2 separate regions of the Mus musculus genome follow, and region 1 is linked to region 2. A link is a loop called in an ENCODE intact Hi-C map of the cell type or tissue named here. Cell type or tissue: heart. All regions are shown on one strand.

Evidence for each region. Hi-C counts contacts between places; a loop is a spot of excess contacts. Peaks named below come from ENCODE experiments on the same cell type or tissue, not always from the same donor. Only the 100,000 strongest peaks of a DNase experiment are listed, where the experiment ranks them.
Region 1: it touches region 2 in a loop (5-fold over the local background); 16 of 42 quality-filtered maps call a loop at or near these places.

What each region holds. Positions count from the first base shown.
Region 1 is chr2:71,954,520-71,957,019 of GRCm38, forward strand. No RefSeq gene overlaps it. Among named protein-coding and RNA genes, the nearest start is that of Gm39845, 1.9 kb to the right of the region's middle. In heart, CTCF peaks have their summits at 1,326 (motif pointing left) and 2,091; no DNase peak of the experiment used is centred here.
Region 2 is chr2:71,597,894-71,600,393 of GRCm38, forward strand. All of the region lies in intron 1 of Gm36857 (a long non-coding RNA gene), which reads left to right. Among named protein-coding and RNA genes, the nearest start is that of Gm36857, 7.8 kb to the left of the region's middle. In heart, a CTCF peak has its summit at 1,110 (motif pointing right); a DNase peak (open chromatin) is centred at 1,118; H3K27me3 peaks cover 609 bases.

The DNA of each region.
Region 1 (2,500 bases), 360 kb after region 2:
AGCTATCAGATAATGGTTTCACAGAAAGCCTAGAAGGAATGTTTTCCCCGATTATAAATTTGTTCCAAACCTGCTTTCTTTTCCTAGTGCAATTAGCCTGTGACATATGAAGGTTTACAGAGCCCTAATTTCAGCTTTTATACTATTGAGAGCTCAAAACTACTTGTATAAATTTAAGAATTCCATAGAATCATTGTTAGGAACTATGAAAGTATCAATTTGTCTGCATAGCATTACTACAAAAGATGACATCTTCGTTGATCTGTAGAAAACCTGCCCAATAGGGTGGGCAAATGCCCAGAAATCATTAGCATATGTAATAATGACAGGAAAGGCATATCGGCAACAAGAATCAATCCTGAGATGAAATCTCTGCAAGCTCTACAATTCACTTTATCTGTTGCAGCTGAGCAAAACGGGCAAGCTCCAAAAAAGTCACCGCATGCCTTTAGCCTTTCCTAGATGGCTCCTGACACTAACTTTTTAAAAGACCACCAGTTTTATTTCTACCTCTGCTGACTTGTTTTGAGGACAGTTTCTGACCTACAAAGGCGCAACTTACAATTTTACCTCCCTCTCATACTCTCTTGCCATTCTGCCTTAGGTCATGGTATGACGCAAGAATGTGCTTATCCCACACAAATCCCTTGACTCTGTTTTCCTAAACAAGGAGGAAATTCCAACAAAGAAACAAAAGATGATGTTGGAAGTGAAATTAAACAGACATCAGCAGAGTGATAGAGAAAAGAACCCACCACAGCTACACTGACATTGCTACCATGGGTGGAAAGCCATGGTAGCACAGCCAGGAGCACTTTGTCTAATTCAGGAAAGTGGCTGTGATGAAGATATCCCAGAGGGAGGGATGCTGACAAAGAGGTACACCTTAAAGCAGGTCTTGGAGACACTTTGCAACACAGGAAGTGCTAAGTATAAATTTTATGTGCTGACACAAATTTAGAGAGAAGTGAGGCATAAAGGACAAGACCCAAGGTGCTGTCCAAAGTATGCTTTTATAATTTAATTTACAAAGAAAACTTCGTTTGTCCATGTTTCTAAAGTTGTAAACGATAACGAACCAAGGTCTAGCTCCACTCTTCTTTCTTTTGCATTTACAACGGTAAGAGTCTGAATGTTGTTGCAAAAATTGCTAAAGGTCACAGGACACTTAAAGCTCACTGCTGTCCTTCATATGACTGTACATGATTTCAGCTCACACAGTTATTTTCACCTTTCCCACTGTGGGCAGGACTGAGGCTGCCTGTCAACAATTAAGACGGTTGCTTTCCTGTTTTTTTCCCTATCCCTGCCTGCCCTCTGCTGGAAGTGCCGCACATCAGCAAAAGTATCCAGAGACTGAGGAGGCGTAGATGAGATGGTTACTTTGTAGCATTCCCACTCCACGCCTTTCTCTGTTGTCTTCCACTCTGCGCGTCTTTTCCCGTGGCAAACCATCACATTTACATCCTGCAGGTGACTCTGATGCCATAAACAGTCACATCTAACTGAACTCTCTCAATCGAACGTTGCCTCATCTACGCTTCTTCCTGAAAGAATTGTGGGGACTTATTTAGCTGTCGACTGGTGCCAACTTCCACTGCACAACTAATTCTTTAAAGTTGTAAATGTTCTATCAGAGATCATTATTCTTAACCTATCCCAAATTTCAATGAAGTCCCCTGCCTTTGTTTTATTTCTGAAGTTGTCCACCTTTGCTGGGCAGTTCTTAAAGAAACTCTCCATTTTAATAGCTATAGAAAGATTTCTCTGTTTCTAGACTACTTGAATTCCTAGATGATGTGTGGTCTCTTTATCCCACCCTATACTGAACTCTTCTGCTTACATTGCCAAGTAATGTAACTATTCAATAGATCTATGGAAAATGCTTAATAAGTGATTGTTAAGTATGTGATGCCCAGGTGCTGCACAGTGGCTTTTTAGTTAATGACAGACTGGGGCAGGAGTCTCTGGAGTATGCTTCTGACACCAGTGAGAGGCAACAGAGGAGATGTCACCTGTGGACCGAAACTAGGATATTGCCTGAAAGGCTTTTATCCCGGGTCTAGTTTGGATTCTCAATTTATACTCTAAAGCCACAAGGTGGGGCAGGCAAACAAGCAAGACTTTACGGAAGCGTCCATGGCAGTCAGCAGGTTGTTAAGGGCAACGGCCCATTGTCTCAGCTGGTTCTCCAGGTCATTCTGTTCCTGGTAGCAAGTGAAGTCATGCTTGGCAGACAGGCAGTAACACAGTGCTTTAAATAAATCACTAACTAAATCAATAAATCCATGTCTAATAATTGTTCTTCTCCATCTTATTCTACTTTAAGGCCATACCTACAACGGTGATGCCCTGAGATAACATTGCCTAAGAAAGCTGTGTTCATCTTACTTCGTACAAGCATCTCCATGAGGTTTGAACAACACAATGTCAGCCTTTCTGCCTCAGCCTCCAGAGCTTGTATTGTAGGTGTGAGCTACCACCTGGCTTCTGGTCCTAT
Region 2 (2,500 bases):
ACCCAAATAGCTAAATGAATAAGTAAGCAACTAAACCAAGTCCATATTCTGGTAGGTCTGCATCTTTGTAGGGACTTCCTGCTGGAGCTTCAAATCTGGAACTTGAGTTTAATCTGATCCATGCATGGCTTCATCTAGTGGGTAGATCCAGGCTTTTCCTCCCATAGGCGATGGCCTTTCTTAACAAGACAGATCTACATTCATACACACAAAACACAGTTTCGGATTTGGAAAGAGTCCCCTTGCCAGTGAAAGACACGTGAGTCTCTCTAGCCTCATGGTGAAATTGTGTTCAGGGTCACCTTCTGTACGAAGCTGCAAGCCTTCTCTCTGCTGGTGCCCGCCATGTGCTCACAGACTTTAGGACTCTCACTCTTTTCCAAGTCCTAGCTTTAAAAAACAAAAAAAAAACCAAAAGCTTTGTGAATTGTTTGAGAGAATCAATTACAGCACCAGACTGGCTGGGTTTGTTCCACGGTTCTGCCAAGCTAGTTGTGTGACTCAACCAGGTTAGTCTCTTTTGCCTCGTTTCTGTCTGTTTTTGGCAAGGGAAGTATTTGGGAGGGAGGAGCGACTGAGACCTGTATTGTTGTGACATAGTGCCTGCTACTCAAATGTCTGACAGTGTTCCAGCTAGAGTTGCCAGTTCTAACCAGCAGAAATTGACTCCGTTACCTTAAATGGAGAAGTGGCTTTATTGGAAGGATCGTGGGCAGTCAGAATTTACAGCATATGTGCAGAAGCAGAAGCAGGAAGTGTGTGAGAGGGGGAGCAGACAGTAGAAATAATCAGATCCGAACATTTGCGGCATGGCCAGGACACCATCGATAGCTCCCGCCTCCGGTGTTTCTATGCTCCCAATCTTTCTTAGAGGAGCCTCTTGAGATTCAAAATCATTGGCGATCCTCTTCAGTGGGCTGAGCCCACTGTTAGGGAAAGCAGAGCTTCGAAGCCTTTGTTTCTGTGTTAGAAATTGGGATGTCTTATTGGGGAGCGGGCCACTCATGGTAGAAGAGGGTTAGGATGCTAGGGAACAAAACTCTCTCCAACCGCTCTACCTAGGCATTGTGATTGCTGGGCACTCCACTGTCTAGTAGAATTGAGATGCAGTGTGCTATCCCACCAGTAGGTGTCACCCTTTAACAAGTGTGACCTTCCCCTCCCACCTCAGCCCCTCAGAGGCCATCTGCACAGTAAAGAATGTAGTGGCATTTCCGCAGCTGATCCCAAACTGGGGTGCCCAGTTATATTGGGTCTCTCTCTCTCTCTCTCTCTCTCTCTCTCTCTCTCTCTCTCTCTCTCTTTCACACACACACACACACACACACACACACACACACACACACACACACACACACATGGATTCAGTTCCCTCAAATGAAACCCGCTGTCTATAGTTTGTTACCCCTTTAGTATCGTCACTTGTCTGGCAGTAAATATGAATATATAGTAAGTTAAACCTGATGGGAAAAATTCAGAGAGAGTTTACTGGCTTGGTTTACTGACTTGTTTTTTTCATGATATGATTTCAGGGTTGTGATATATATCGCTTCTATGAAAAATAGTACTTTCCGAGAGAGGTGCTTTCCTAGGTCATGATGAAATCAGGGGGAGCAACAAAACACACCATGACCCAAGTGCTTGGTACTGCCCTTCAGATTGTGAGACTGATATGTGGCCTGCTGGACTAAGAGGGTCACTTGGTATTGTTCTGAAAGCAGTTAAACCACAGGTTAGCCGGGGAGTTCACTTTTCATTAGGCAACGGGTACTCAGCATAGTTCTTTTTTTTTTTTAATTAGATATTTTCTTTATATACATTTCAAATGCTATCCCGAAAGTTCCCTATACCCTCCCCCCGCCCTGCTCCCCTACCCACCCACTCCCACTTCTTGGCCCTGGCGTTCCCCTGTACTTCTTGACCAATGCTAGGTTCACAGATAGTCTTTGAACAGAAGGCGAATAAGCACGCTGCTATGGCATTGCTTTTCTGGTACCCACAAACTGAGGCTGATGAACTTAACTCCAAGGTTAGCTGGTGTGTGAGCGAGCTTTCTGTGACTATAACAAAATACTTGAGATAAGCAAGTTATTTAAAAAAAAAGACAGACTCACAGTTTTGAAAGTTTTAGTCCAAAATTAGTTTGTCCTGTTGCTTTAGGAAGCAATGTATCGTGAAAGGAGTGTATGGTAAAGAACAGTCTACATGGATGAGAGAGAGAGAGAGAGAGAGAGAGAGAGAGAGAGGTGGGGATGCATGGGAGTTACAGTAGAGCAGGGTTGTCCACTTTATGGATGGGAGAGAGAGCATTCATGTACCCATGAGAGGTGGGGGTGGAGGTGGAGCTAGGATTCTATAATCTCCTTTGAGAGCAAGTCCCAAACGACCTCAGGAATTCCCAGTAGGCCTCACCTTCTAAAGGCTCTGGCTTCTATCAATAGCACCACTCTGGTGGTGAAGCCTTTAACACGGGGAGCCTTTGGGAGATGCTCAACACGCA